2 separate regions of the Homo sapiens genome follow, and region 2 is linked to region 1. Evidence: chromatin contacts called from ENCODE Hi-C data. All regions are on one chromosome and are shown on one strand. Each heading gives the region's core, a stretch centred on a gene start or an enhancer-like site at or near the end of the contact. The rest is flanking DNA. Distances are from core to core; before and after follow the strand shown.

Region 1 (7,840 bases), core at 2,996-5,495:
AATTACAGGCATGAGCCACCATGCCAGGCCTAAAGTTTGATTCCCTCCATTTGCAGTTCCCCGCCTACCTTCTTTCTAATCTTGTTTGCTCCTATGAAAGAAAGCCCTTGTCTGCCTAAACTTTGCAATCCTTAAAGATCTTGTAGTTGGTACTTCCTCCTGTTGCAATACTCCTTTGGAATTCAAATGTTTTTACATAATTCTAACTTTGTTTTATTTTAGAAAGTAACTGCCAGGCTGGGCGCAGTGGCTCACGCCTGTAATCCCAACACTTTGGGAGGCCGAGGTGGGTGGATCATGAGGTCAAGAGATGGACACCATCCTGACCAACATGGTGAAACCCCGTCTCTACTAAAAATACAAAAATTAGCTGGGTGTGGTGGCACGAGCCTGTAGTCCCAGCTACTCAGGAGGCTGAGGCAGGAGAATCACTTGAACCCGGGAGGCGGAGGTTGCAGTGAGTCTAGATCGCGCCGTTGCAGTGAGTCTAGATCGCGCCAGTGCACTCCAGCCTGGCGACAAAGCAAGACTCCATCTCAAAAAAAATAAATAAACAAATAAAAAGTAACTGCCTCAAAACAAACTGCCTCTAGAAACTGCCTCAAAACAATGACAGCTTTATCTTCAGTAAGACCCTCCCAATCCCCTTCCATCTTAATGTTAACTCCATCTGCCTGTGGGTCCCCAGCTTTCCAGGGCTCTGTAGCTTCTCTCAGTATAAAGACTTCTTCTATGGCTGGGGTGAGCAGGCTGGGACATCTTCAGGGGAGGCTCCCCAAAAAGAACCTAACTGGGCCTTTAATAACCTCCTTTTGCAGGCTCAATAATAGCCATAGCTTGGAGTCATTGGGCTGAAGCTTTAATTTCCATGTTAGAGTCATTCTCTTGGTTTTTGAAACTAAGTGTTTGAAAAATCCAGCAAAATTACTCAAACACAGTATAAATACGAGGGAAGGAAATTTTAAGGTGCTTACATTTCACACCTCAATAAGAAAAGCAAAAGTATCTATTACCTTCAGACAACAGATTTATTATTTTATTATTTCCATTAAAAATCACGTAGTCATATGGGAACACTTTTAGTAGGTACCAAGTTTAATCTCGTAAAATTTAGCGTGAAACTCAGACATCAAGATAACATGGTATAGAACAGACATATTCGCTGTAACAAATTTACTCTGCAAAGTGAATCTATGTAACTCACCAATTATCTACCATATTTTCTTGTGGAAATGTATTCATTTTCTACAGCCAAAATGGAAGAGAGATTATCTCTATTCTTTTCCTTGGTAGCATTCTAAAAGCTAAGCCTTAGAATTATGTTTGTAATTACCCAGCCATAAAAAACACAAGTGGGCTAGGCGCGGTGGCTCACGCCTGTAATCCCAGCATTTTGGGAAGCCAAGGTGGGCAGATCACGAGGTCAGGAGTTCAAGACCAGCCTGACCAACATGGTGAAATCTTGTCTCTACCAAAAATACAAAAATTACCCAGGCATGGTGGCACGCACCTGTAATGTCAGCTACTCAGGAGGCTAAGGCAGCAGAATCGCTTGAACCTGGGAGGCAGAGGTCACAGTGAGCTGAGATCACACCACTGCACTCCAGCCTGGGTGACAGAGCAAGAGTCTGTCTCAAGAAACAACAAAAACAAGTGAGAAAATTCCTAAACTCATTCTGGGAAAAACAAAAAAGGTAAAAGAATTTTTAGCAAATGGAATATGTGATTAGATATTAATTTTTTCCTGAAACTCACCTCTTTTATGCCCTTTGTAAATATGTCTTACCTTTCAAGCCCTAATAAAATGAAAGTCAAAATAAGTAAAAAAAAATATTTTCAAGGTGACAAACCCAGGAAGTAGCAGTGCTGATCAGAAAACAGATTTGTCAGCAGGCGTGGTGCCTCACGCCTGTAATCCTAGCACTTTGGGAGGCCAAGGCAGGTGGACTGCCTGAGCTCAGGAGTTTGAGACCAGCCTGGGCAACAGAGTGAAACCCAGTCTCTACTAAAATACAAAACACTAGTCGGGTGTGGTTGTGCGTGCCTGTAATTCCAGCTACTCGGGAGGCTGAGGCAGCAGAATCTCTTGAACCCAGAAGGCAGAGGTTGCAGTGAGCCGAGACCACGCCACTGCACTCCAGCCTGGGCAATAGAGGGAGACTCAATAACCACCCTCTCAGAAGACACTATACCCCAGGTGTATTTTACTTTGCAAGTTCTTGTACCATCTCACTGGGATCAGGTTGTTTTTGTTTGTTTGTTTGAGACGGAGTCTCGAGGCTGGAGTGCAGTGGCATGATCTTGGCTCACTGCAATCTCCCTCTCCCGGGTTCAAGCGATTCCCCTGCCTCAGCCTCCCGAGTAGCTGGGATTACAGGCATGCACCACCATGCCTGGCTAATTTTTTGTATTTTAGTAGAAACCGGCTTTCACCATATTGGCCAGGATGGTCTCGATCTCCAGGTCAGGTTTTGTTGTATCTTTTGGAATACTTTTTTTTTTTCCACAAATCTTAGAGAATCCTGGGGACAGAAATAATTTTGGTGTTTTCCTCCCAGTACCAGCATCTGATTGGCTGACCAGCAATGTTTCTCCAAGAAATGAAAGCTGGGTTGAGTGAAGACAATCTTAATATCTCAAGGGGTAAGCTTTTCAAAGGAAGAGTAGCCCAGGAGATGCTTCTCAGCCCCAGGGCATCCACCTGCTCCCTTGAGAAGCTACATTCCATACTTCAGGTTATTCTACGAGAGAAAATGACCCAGGAGCTGATATTTACTAGACACTCTAGCGACATTGCCATGGTAGGTATCTTGCCCCAGACAGTACTAAAACCCAGGACCAGAAAAAGAACTGAAGGGTGGCTGAGAACACATCACCCCATAAAGTTTCCAAAGGGAAAGCAACCATGACCCAAAAACATTCTGATAAGATCTCTGTGCCTAAGGAAGATAAAAAGAAAAGAGGCACAGAGATTTACAATACAATGTTAGGGGATTATTCTTTGCTTTCTTCTCATAGGAAATATTTACAAACAGGAAACAAATCTTTTAAAACGTGCCATCCAATGCTTTGCCAAAAATGATTAATTAAAATATGCCATCGAAAATGTACACTAAAGGAAACACACTTGCTAATGCGAATTAGGGAGGGTAAGTTGGCATTTGGGAATGTCAGAAGGAACTGGAAATTTAGTATTTTACTGCAAGCCAGAATTAAGCTGGAGGAATGAGGGATGGGGGGTAGACTTGAGACCCTGCTTGGGACACATGTGAAAACTGCAGGGGAAAATCAGTCCCCTGTGGATGTGAAAATAATTAAGTGGCAGGCAATTAGATTGAGGTGGCTCTAGTCCCTGGGTTCCTACTTTAAAAAAAATATAATTCAAATGCATTTTTGGCGGGGGGAGGGGAGGGTAAATAACACCGAGGGAACAAAATTCAGGCTTAACCAACTATAAACTGACAATCTCTGATTACATGACCAGGAAATTTCTACCTTAATCATACAAATTAAAAAACGACGTAACTGTACCTAACCAATTATTAAACTTGTTTTTTTTCATTATGCATCTTATAAAAGTGTTTCCTTCAAGCCCCTCCCACGGACCACAAACTACAAATCATAGCTGGGTGCTCTAAAATTCCTGAATCGCTCTTTGATTAAATTCTTCAATATTTTTACCTTGACTCCCATAAATTTTTAATAGGAAAAAAGAGGACCTGAGAACCACACGGACCAAAGCTCTTCCCATTCATAAACCCCGCACCCCGAGTCAGGATTCTTCTCTTTACTATTCTCCCGTCGTCCCTGCACACTCGGCGAGAGATGCGACGCTGCGGGTGCAGAGCTGCCCAGGGAGGGCTCCAGGCCAAAGCACAGTCACTGCGCAGGGAGGAGACAGGACGCCCGGGGTCCCGGCTGTCAGCCCAGCCGCCATCTTATGGCTGAAGGAGACTGAGGGCCGAGCTGCGCCAAGGAGAACTCGGGCCGCGGATCTCGGAGCCGACTGCGGGAAGGCCCGAGGCCCGCCACAGCCACTTCCAATCGGTTCCAGCCAGACCCTCCCCCTCTCTCGGGATGTGGGACCCAGCAGGCTCACCATTTCTAGGCTTCCAGGGGGTCCTGGCGTCTTAGCTGTGAACCTCCAAGTTCTTGCAGGTAACAGGGTCACAGCGGCGAGCCTTTATCAGCACAGGACGCAGAGCAGTGAAGACTAGACGTGGAGCGCCGGCTGCAGCGAGAGACAAAGGCCCCGCCAAATCCCGGAAGCTGTGCTGTCCGCTCCAGTTGCGTGCCTGATTGGATGGTTCCCAGCCCAGCGTTCCTGATTGGATAACGTTTAAGGCCCCGCCCCTTCGGGCCCTGAGTGACGGGAGATGTGATCAGATGCTGGACTGAAGGAAGAGTGACAGCCTAAGCTGCAGCCTTTTCAGACGGGGCTTCCTCCCTGAGCTGAGTCAGGCCCACCCCAGACAGTATTTGCATTTAACCTTGTGAATAAGGCCATATGCATTTATAAATAGTATATTATATGTCTATTCACAAATGCAAAGAATATAATACCAATTATTCAAAATTTTCAGATTTTATGACCTTCCTGGCTTCTGGTTTTGTTGTTTTGTTTTGTTTTTGGTTTTTGTTTTTTGAGACAGAGTCTAGCTCTGTCGCCAGGCTGGAGTGCAGTGGCACGAGCTCAACTCGCTGCAACCTCCGCCTCCCAGGTTCAAGCGATTCTCCTGTCTCAGCCTCCCGAGGAACTGGGACTACAGGCGCACGCCACCACACCCAGCTAATTTTTGTATTTTTAGTAGAGACGGGGTTTCACCATGTTGGCCAGGATGGTCTTGATCTCTTGATCTTGTGATCCGCCCGCCTCGGTCTCCCAAAGTGCTGGGATTACAGGTGTGAGCCACAGAGCCCGGCCAACTTCTGTTTTTTTAAGCAGGCAGCCTGAAATTTTAAAAAGAAGGCAATCCTCTAAAATAAAATGTGGGCGACACGTGAATTGTACATTTTTTAGCAGCCAAACTTTAAAAAGAAACAAGAAACAGGTGAAATTGATTGTAACAATTTAACCCAATATATCTAAAACCTTATTCTAATATGTGAGTGATATGTAATTATTAATAAAGTATATATATTTATTTGGAACTGAATCTTTGAAATTAACTCTATTTTACCTTTCTAGCACATTGCAATTCAGACCAGCCACATTCCAGGCAGCCAGTAGCTACACATGGCCAATAGCTGCCACATTGAAATGCAGCCCTGACATCAGGAGGGTGAAGGGTCTGAACACCCCTTTTCTGCCAGAAGTGAGGGGACAGCCTCTCTTTACCAACATCTTTCTACAGTTTTGAGGGTGGAACAAGATAGTCACCATAGAAAGAGCAGAGGGCAGCAAGAATAAAATAACCACAGGTACACCACTGCTGGCCACCTGTTGCCCACCTTTCTTCCAGAGATCAGACAGTAACCAAAAGATGATGGGGCCACAGGAGATTAAACGCTATGTCTTCAGATCTCTCCACAGTCATCACTTCCAGTGTTTAAGTATAGAGAAAACAGATTAAAGGTAAACTTATTTTGCTATTTGGCCTGGCCCTAGTGGCCAGAGTGTGTTTATCTGTTTTCTCCTGTGGCGTGGGGATTGTGTGAGTACAAGTACCAATCCCATGCAAACATGCCTACATATTTTTCTGCATTACTCAATATTATCTTACAAAACATCCAACTTTAGAGCAGAAAAAAAAATCAGCACTTTTAGGGTGCCAACTGTTGGAAGGTAACTATAACAACCAGTAATCAACCTGTCATTAAATCCTGGCATCCTATCTGCACTGTGTGCACGTATTAGTTAGGTATTGCAGCATAACAAACCAACCAAGGCTTTTTTTTTTTTTTAAATACAGAGTTTCGCTCTTGTTGCCCAAACTAGAGTGCAATGGCACGATCTCAGCTCACCGCAACCTCCGCCTCCTGGGTTCAAGTGATTCTCCTGCCTCAGCCTCCTGAGTAGCTGAGATTACAGGTATGCGCCACCACGCCTGGCTAATTTTGTATTTTTAGTAGAGATGGGGTTTCTCCTTGTTGGTCAGGCTGGTCTCAAACTGCTGACCTCAGGTAATCCGCCCACCCCGGCCTCCCAAAGTGCTGGGATTACAGGCGTGAGCCACTGCGCCCAACCCAGCTAAGGCTTCTTAGCTCACAATTGAGATGGTCAGTCATTTAAGCTGGGCTCAGTGGAGCAATTCTTCTGATCTCAGCTGAGCTCCTTCAGACATGTGTTATCAGCTGCTTGTTAACTAGGCAGCTGTGCTTCTGGATGTGCGCTTCTGGAGCTGTCAACAGGGACACCTTGCTTCTCCTCCCCATGGTATGTCATCCTCCAGCTGCCTAGCATGGGCTTTTTTTCACAGAGATGGCAGCATTGTGAAAGAAAAACAGAAGCATTCAAGACTGCTAAGCCCCAAACTGGCACGCTATCATGGTCACATGTTTTTACTGCCTTGAGCAAACAAGGCCAGCCAGATCTAGGTTTCGGAAAACAGATTCTGGATCTCAATGGGAACAGCTGTAAAAATCCCTGGCAACGGGCGTGGACATAGAAGGGATAAAAAATTGCTACCATTTTTGCAATCAGTATCATTCTACCTTTTTTTGCATATGTGGTTTATAGAACTCTTGTACATCAGGAAACTTGTCCAAAGACCCACATCTACTAAGTGGCTGGGCTGAGATTCAGGATCAACTCTGTCTGACCCCAAAGCCAATGCACCTCCATAAATAACACTACCAAAGTAACTGCCTTAGACCCTTGAAATCCTGGCGAGTGACCCTTCTAGAATAGATGCCAGATTCTTTCAAATTTATGCCCATATAGTACTGTTTAATTATTGCTAATACTCTCAAGAACTGCAGATGCACACGGTGGCTCACGTCTGTAATTTTGGCAGTTTGGGAGGCTGAGATGGGAGAATCACTTGAGCTCAGGAGTTCAAGTGCAGCCTGGGCAACATAGTAAGATCCTGTCTTCATGAAAAAAGTTAAAAAAATTAGCCAGGCATAATGGCATAATGGTGCATGCCTGTAGTCCCAGCTACTCGGGGAGCTGGAGCAGGAGGATTGCTTGAGCACGGAAGGTCAAGGCTGCAGTCAGCCATAAGTGGTTACACCACTGCACTCTAGTCTGGGTGATACAGTGAGACCCTATCTCGAAAATTTTTTTAAAAAAAGAAATTGCAGAAGCATTTTGAAAGAACGTAGAATAATCTGGGAAAATCGCTGAGGGATGAGTTTAGAAAATCAAAGCCCAACACATTATTTTTTATTGTAAAAAATTTGAAAACTTAAAAACAACCAACTTTAGAGATATTAAATTTATCAGAGTTTAATTGAGCAAAAAATAATTTGCAAATCAGGTAGCCTGTGGATCCAGAGTAGGCTCAGAGAGACTTCAGCACAGCCACCTGGTAGAAAAAGATTTATGGACAAAAAAAGCAAAGTGACACACAGAAAATGAAAGTGAGGTACTGAAACAGCCGGATTGATTACAGCTTGGGATTTGCCTTATTTGAACATTGTTTGAACAGTTAACTTTTTTATTGGCAAAAACACAGTGGTTGGTACAAGAATGTGTTACAGTCTACTTACATATCTAGTTAGGTTTCAGTTTACTATCTTGAAAAATACCTATTGACCAAACTTATACAGGAAAGGGGGCAGGTTTAGGCTATAATTAATTTAACAATTTTTCCCTTTTGGTTACCTTCTCAATTTTCAGATGTAGACCAAAACTTTAGACACTGATATCAGTCTGTCACCATTAAAAATGTACTTA
Region 2 (7,840 bases), core at 5,055-7,554, 610 kb before region 1:
CTCCTAAAGTGCTGGTATTATAGGCACGAGCCACCATGCCTGGGCAAAACAGTGCTGTTGAATTTCACCCTGACAGCATAAATGAAAAACTTGTCTTCACAGGTAAAGGACAAAGGACAGAACTAAAAGTCATCCCTCTGTGCACTGGAGACAAAAGCATATCTGACTGCTTCCTGTACTCTATGTTTATTTATCTCATGAAAAAAATGCATATTCACTGAGCTCAAGATAAATGCATAATTGACTATTTCTCCACCCTTTTCTTTCCACATGTAAAATGTAGATTCTGTAAACGCTGATCAAAGACTCAAAGGAACACGATCACTTGGCGCTTCAATTTGTTCTCCCTCCCCACTTGTTTTTTTATTTTGCCTTCCCCTACTACTCACTTTCTTTCCCTTTATTTATTTATTTATTTAAGACCGAGTCTTGCTCTGTTGCCCAAGCTGCAGTGCAGTGGTGTGATCTCGGCTCACTGCAACCTCTGCCTCCTGGGTTAAAGCAATTCTCCTGCCTCAGCCTCCCGAGTAGCTGGGATTACAGGCATGTGCCACCACACCCAGCTAATTTTTGTATTTTTGGTAGAGACGGGGTTTCACCATGTTGGCAAGGCTGATATCAAACTCCTGACCTCAGGTGATCCGCCTGCCTAGGCCTCCCAAAGTGCTGGAATTACAGGCATGAGCCACCCAGCCCGGCCTCTTTTTCCCTTTAAATATTGAAGTCCCCAGACCGTCTTTGGAAAAAAAAAGCATGCATCACAAATATTTCCTGTGGTTTTTATTTCTTTTTTCCTCCCACTGCATCCTCAACTTTCACAAAATGACCTCTAAAAATGACTGAGACACGCTTCAGTAATTTTCTTTGATTTACAAATGCTTACCAAATTCAGATGCTTTAATTCAGCAAAACACAACAGCTAAAACAAAGATATCAGAAAAATGTTGAATGGCTGGCCAGGTATGGCAGCTCATGCCTGTAACCTCAGCACTTTGGGAGGCCAAGGCTGGAGGATCACCTGAGGTCAGGAGTTTGAGACCAGCCTGGCCAACATGGTGAAACCCCGTCTCTACTGAAAATACAAAAATTATCCAGTTGTGGTGGTGAGCACCTGTAATCCCAGCTTCTTATTAGGCTGCGGCAGGAGAATTGCTTGAACCTGGGAGGTGGAGGTTGCAGTGAGCTGAGATTGTACCACTGCACTCCAGCCTGGGCAACAGCGTGAGACTCTGTCTCAAAAAAAAAAAAAAAAAAAAAAAAAAAAAGAAAGAAAGAAAGAAAGAAAGAAAGAAAAAAGAAAAATGTTGGATAGTATCTGTGTCTCTGAAAAAGAAACAGATCAGGCCAGGCATGGTGGCTCACTCCTGTAATCTCAGCACTTTGGGAGGCCAAGGCAGGCGGATCATGAGGTCAGGAGATCGAGATTATCCTGGGTAACATGCCTGTAATCTCAACACTTTGGGAGCCTGAGCTGGGAGGATTGCTTGAGGCCAGCAGTTCAAGGCCAGCCTAGGCAACATAGTGAAACCCTGAATACAAACTTTTTTTTTTTTTGAGACAGACTTTCATTCTTGTTGCCCAGGCTGGAGTGCAATGGTGAGATCTTGGCTCACTCCAACTTCCGCCTCCTTGGTTCAAGTGGTTCTCCGGCCTCAGCCTCCCGAGTAGCTGGGTTTACAGGCATGCACCACCATGTCTGGCTAATTTTGCATTTTCAGTAGAAATGAGGGTTTCTCCATGTTGGTCAGGCTGGTCTCAAACTCCCAACCTCAGGTGATCCACCTGCCTCAGCCTCCCAAAATGCTGGGATTACAGGCATGAGCCACCATGCCCAGACTAAAAAATGTTTTGTTTTTTTTTTGAGATGGAGTCTTGCTCCCTTCTCGCAGGCCGGAGTGCAGTGCTGTGATCTCAGCTCACTGCAACCTCCAGCTCCCAGGTTCAAGCAATTCTCCTTCCTCAGCCTCCCCATTAGCTGGGATTACAGGTGTGCACCACCACACTCGGCTAATTTTTGTATTTTTAGTGGAGATGGGCTTTTGCCATGTTGGCCAGGCTGGTCTTGAACTCCTGACCTTAGGTGATCCACCTGCCTTGGCCTCCCAAAGTGGTAGGATTACAGGTGTGAGCCACCACACCTGGCCAACAAAATGTTGTAAAAATTAGCTGGACATAGGGTCAGGCATGAAGGCTTACACCTGTAATCCCAGCACTTTGGGAGGCCGAGGCAGGCAGATCACCTGAGGTCAGGAGTTCAAGACCAGCCTGGCCAACATAGTGAAACCCCGTCTCTACTAAAAATACAAAAATTAGCCAGGCATGGTGATGCACCTGTAATTCCAGCTATTCAGGAAGCTGAGGAAGGAGAATCGCTTGAACCTGGGAGGCGGAGGTTGCAGTGAGCTGAGATTGTTCCAATGTACTCCAGCCTGGGCGACAGAGTGAGACTCCGTCTCAAAAAAAAAATACATAAATAAAAATTTTTTTAAAAATTAGCTGGGTGTGATGGCATGTGTCTGTAGTCCCAGCTACTTGGGAGGCTAAGGCAGGAGGATCACCTGAGCCCAGGTGGTCGAGGCTACAGTAAACTGTGATGCAGCCTGGGTGCAAGACACTTTCTCAAGAAAAAAAAGCCTTTGCCAGGTGGTATGGCAGAGTGATTCAGAGTGACAGCATAAACACTTGGAAACAGATTGATTAGGTCAGATTCCCAGTTCTGCATCTTACTAGCTCTGTGGTGTTAGAAAAGTTACTGAACCTTCATGTGTCTCAGTTTCCACATTTGAGAAATGGTAGTAATAATAGTACCTATCCTGTGGTTTGGTTATGGTTTGTTTGGCCCCACCAAGTGTTGTGTTGAAATTTGATTCCCCACTGGGCCCAGTGGCTCACGCCTGTAATCCCAGCACTTTGGGAGGCCAAGGCAGGCGAATCACCTGAGGTCAGGAGTTTGAGACCAGCCTCAACATGAACAAACCCCATTTCTACTAAAAATACAAAATTAGCCGGGCATGCATGCCTGTAATCCCAGCTACTCGGGAGGCTGAGGCAGGAGAATTGCTTGAAACTGGGACGCGAAGGTTGTGATGAGCCAAGATGGCACCATTGCACTCCAGTTGGGGCAACAAGAGCGAAACTCTGTCTCAAAAAAAAAAAAAGAAAAAGAAAAAGAAAAAGAAATTTGATTCTCAATGTTGGAAGTGGGGCCTTGTGGGAGGTGTTTAGGTCATAGGGGCAGGTCCCTCATGAATGGCATGGTGCCATTCTCGTGGCAATTAGTGATTCTCACTCTTTTTTCTTTTCTTTTCTTTTTTTAATTTTTTGAGACAGAGTCTTGCTCTGTTCCCCCAGGCTGGAGTGCAGTGGTGTGATCTTGGCTCACTGTGACCTCCACCTCCCGGGTTCAAGTGATTCTCCTGCTTCAACTTCTCTAGTAGCTGGGATTACAGGCACCTGCCACCATGCCTGGCTAAATTTTGTATTTTTAGTAGAGATGGTGTTTTACCTTGTTGGCCAGACTGGTCTTGAACTCCTGACCTCAGGTGATCTGCCCGCCTCAGCCTCCCAAAGTGCTGGGATTATAGGCGTGAGCCACTGCCCCTGGCCTGAATTACTGATTTTTACATACTGTATAAACGTCTGCATCCTACTTTTTCTTACTTTTGTTAAATTTGGCCTAAAGCTGCCTCATAAACAGTGAACTGTATTCTAATTTAAGCATGTCAAGATTTCACTAATGAAATATAAAAGTAAAATTTAAAAAAAGAAAATATGAAAATAAAAAAACAATGTAAACATTTGGGAGAGAGCCTTTAGGCCTTGTCAGTTCCCAGAATGTACTTATTTTCACTATGCTGGGGACTCCATTTCCAGTATTGAGGTCCATTTTCAGAAGGTGGATTTGGTGAGCATGAAAAAAGGGGGTGGGGGAGTAATCATACAAACAATTGTGTCCAGGCCAGCTTCCTAGGACATGAGGGCTCCCTCTGTATGGCAGAGGCACCTGACATCCGTAACTGTTGTGCACCCTGCGAATGACTTTATGGTCTAAGAATGTATGTTCAGAGCCCCAGCTAAGGAATCAGGAGTGGCAAGATCCTGGAAGGATGCCAATCTATGAAACCCTGAGTCAAGAGGTCAAGCTGGGCACTTGTTTTCCTTTTTCTTTTTTTTTGTAGGAGTTTCACTCTTGTTGCCCAGGCTGGAGTACAATGGCGTGATCTCGGCTCACTGCAATCTCTGGTTCAGGCGATTCTCTCACCTCAGCCTTCCCGAGTAGCTGGGATTACAGACATGTGCCACCATGCCCAGCTAAATATGGAGATGCGGTTTCTCCATATTGGTCAGGCTGGTCTCGAACTCCCAACCTCAGGTGATCTGCCTGCTTCAGCCTCCCAAAGTGCTGGGATGACAGGCGTGAGCCACCGCACCTGGCCAAGGCACTTGGTTTCTTAGATCACCCACTTGGCCCTCTTCCAAGTTGTACTTTCCTTCTTTCCTTCCTGTTCTAAAGTTTTTTAATATTTTTTTTTTTCCTGAAATGGCATCTCACTCTGTAGCCCAGGCTGGAGTGCGGTGGCGTGATCTCAGCTCACTGCAACCTCTGCCTCCTGGGTTAAAGCATTTCTCCTGCCTCAGCCTCCCAAATAGTAGGGATTACAGGTGCCTGCCACCACGCCTGGCTAATTTTTGTATTTTTAGTAGAGATGGGGTTTCTCCACGTTGGCCAGGTTGGTCTCAAACTCCTGATATCAAGTGATCCTCCCGCCTTGGCCTCCCAAAGTGCTGGAGTTTGGAGTTACAGGCCTGAACCTCTGTGCCTGGCCTGCTTTTTTTTTTAGACTGAGTCTTGCTCTCTCGCCAGGCTGTAGTGCTGTGGTGCGATCTCGGCTGACTGCAACCTCTGCCTCCCGCGTTCAATCGATTCTCCTGCCTCAGCCTCCCGAGTAGCTGGGACTACGGGCGCATGCCACCATGCCCAGCTAATTTTTTAGTAGAGATGGGGTTTCATCATATTGGCCAGGCTGGTCTCAAACCCCTGACCTCGTGATCCCCCCACCTCCGCCTCCCAAAGTGCTGGGATTACAGGTGTGAGCCACTACGCTCAGCACTGGCCTGCTTTTTAACAAGCTTTTACTACTGCTCTGCAGCTTACCTCCCTCTGGCTTTCTGCCTTATGCCCCTCAGTGCAATTCTTTCTTCTGAGGAGGCAAGAATTGAGGTTGTTGCTGATGTGTAGGGATTCACCACCCGGAACTCCACCAGTAACAGGTCGAGGATGCTAGTTGAAAATGTTATGTAAGCTGCATGCTTTTTACAAATGGTAGTGGTTCTCATGTCCAGCAATGGCCACTGCACCGTCCCTGTATGAAAGTCCCCTCCATAAATCTATGTCTCCTTTGCTGTCTCCAGATCTCCTCCTCTACCTCTCCCACACGGTGCCTTCCCTACTGGAGTAAACTGGGGTCCCGCAGGGCACCCTTTCCCTGCAATTTTTTTTTTTTTTTTGAGACAGAGTCTCGCTCTGTTGCCCAGGCTGGAGTGCAGTGGTGCGATCTCGGCTTACTGCAGCCTTTGCCTCCCGGGTTCAAGCGATTCTCCTACCTCAGCTTCCTGAGTAGCTGGGATTACAGGCACGCACCATCACGCCCCGCTAATTCTTTTTTTTTTTTTTGTATGTTTACAAAATAGGGACGGGGTTTCACTATCGTTGGCCAGGCTGGTCTCGAACTCCTGGCCTCAAGTGATCTGCCCCCCTCGGGTTCCCAAAGTGCACCTGGCCTCTCTCCCTGCATCTTTATGTGCCTGCAACACCAAGAGGGAGCTCTTGGCCCCTGGGTTAAGGTCAGGGCTCCAGAAGCCCAGGGTCAAGGCTATGGCCGCATCCCAAGGACGTGCATCCCTGCAAGAGGCTGCATCAGACAGGCATGGAAGAGGCGCCGCTGGGGCCTCCTTGAATTCCTGCTGGGAAAAGCAAGTGGAGGTGCTCCTTGAAGAAACAGGGGGATCCCACCGATCTCAGGGGTTCTGTTCTGGCCTGCGGCCCTGGATCGTCCAGCCTGGGTCGGGGTGGGGAGCAGACCTCGCCCTTATCGGCTGGGGCTGAGGGTGAGGGTCCCGTTTCCCCAAAGGCCTAGCCTGGGGTTCCAGCCACAAGCCCTACCGGGCAGCGCCCGGCCCCGCCCCTCCAGGCCTGGCACTCGTCCTCAACCAAGATGGCGCGGATGGCTTCAGGCGCATCACGACACCGGCGCGTCACGCGACCCGCCCTACGGGCACCTCCCGCGCTTTTCTTAGCGCCGCAGACGGTGGCCGAGCGGGGGACCGGGAAGCATGGCCCGGGGGTCGGCGGTTGCCTGGGCGGCGCTCGGGCCGTTGTTGTGGGGCTGCGCGCTGGGGCTGCAGGGCGGGATGCTGTACCCCCAGGAGAGCCCGTCGCGGGAGTGCAAGGAGCTGGACGGCCTCTGGAGCTTCCGCGCCGACTTCTCTGACAACCGACGCCGGGGCTTCGAGGAGCAGTGGTACCGGCGGCCGCTGTGGGAGGTGCGATCTCGGGGCAGGGCCGGGAGGCGCCCGAAAGCCCGGCGGTGGGAGTAGGGGAGCCCGGGCCCCCCGCAGACTTCTTCCCCTGGGCGTCTCCGAGCTGGGGCCCGCAGGAGGTTAAAGGTCAACGGGCTTGGGGGCGCCGGCTTGGGGGACGGGGGAACAGGAGCACCCTGGAGGGCCGGGGCGGATTAGGCAGGAGGAGAAAAGGCTCTTGCCGAGCCCTTTCCCGAGGTAAAGGCTGAGTCTGTGCAGTATCCTTCCTTTCAATATTTATTTTTAATTTTTAAAAATTTTTTTGAGACTGGGTTTGCACCTGTTTCCCAGGCTGGGGCGGAGTGGCGCCAGCCTAACTTCTGAGCTCAAGCGATTCTCCCGCCCCAGCCTTGCAATTTAGGGGGTGCCAACACGCCTGGCTAATTGAAAAAAAAAAAATTATCTGGGCTCGGTGGCTCACACCTGTAATCCCAGCACTTTGGGAGGTGGAGGCGGGCGAATCGCCTGAGGCCAGGAGTTTGAGACCAGGCTGGCCAACATAACAGGGTGAAACCTCATCTCTACTAAAAATATAAAAATTAGCCAAGTGTGGTGGTTCATGCCTGTAATCCCAGCTACTTGGGAGGCTGAGTCAGGAGAATTGCTTGAACCCGGGAGTAGAGGTTGCAGTGAGCTGAGATCAGGATGCCACTGCACTCCAACTTGGGCGACATAGTGAGACTACGTCTCCAAAAAAAAAAAAAAGGCAAAAAAACTTAAAAAAAAAAAAAAGATACAGGGTGTCACTATTTACCCAGGGTGGTCTCGAACTCCTGGCCTCAAGCCATCCTCCCACGTTGACCTCCCAAAGCGCTGATTACTGGCATGAGCCACCCACACACTCTGGCCACAGCGGCATGCACTGCACAGAGCTGGGCCCGGGGATCGGGAGAAGGTGACAGTTTAGATGTCCTGAGGTCAGCTCTGCCGAGGCAGGAAGTCCCTTGGTTTTCAAGGTTCACATAGAGGACAGGACATGACATCAGGCCCAGGACGCCACCCCTGTTCCCCTCCTGACTTGGATGTGATCTGCAGAGAAGTGGAACTGGGTGAGGTCTGGGCGGCTTTTGCCTGGTCTACATCCTCTTATTCTGACTTTGCAGCATTCAGTACAGGAGGGAAAGAGGAGGGGGCTGGGTGCCAGTGTGCACCCCACTCACAGTGTCCTAAGCAAAGCTCCCCCCATTCCTCCAACCAGCCTTCCTCCCTGTGACAGGCAGTGGCCATCTGCCTCTTAGTCACAGGTCTGAACCTTCTTGCC

Evidence for each region. Hi-C counts contacts between places; a loop is a spot of excess contacts on that map. Pooled maps may share reads with other maps.
Region 2: a map of CD8-positive, alpha-beta T cell shows a loop between it and region 1 (3-fold over the local background). The contact joins the promoter of GUSB here to the promoter of ZNF92 in region 1. A Hi-C loop is called at or near these places in 3 of 168 maps with a recorded cell type or tissue (CD8-positive, alpha-beta T cell and naive thymus-derived CD4-positive, alpha-beta T cell) and 17 of 50 pooled maps.

The regions. Positions count from the first base shown.
Region 1 is chr7:65,370,260-65,378,099 of GRCh38, reverse strand. ZNF92 (zinc finger protein 92) reads right to left here and starts at 4,245. Exons shown (of 4, transcript NM_152626.4): 1 at 4,100-4,245. The coding sequence starts at 4,102. RefSeq lists an enhancer at 3,815-4,214 and a silencer at 4,110-4,380.
Region 2 is chr7:65,980,677-65,988,516 of GRCh38, reverse strand. GUSB (glucuronidase beta) reads left to right here and starts at 6,304. Exons shown (of 12, transcript NM_000181.4): 1 at 6,304-6,543. The coding sequence starts at 6,334. RefSeq lists enhancers at 6,129-6,258, 7,715-7,840.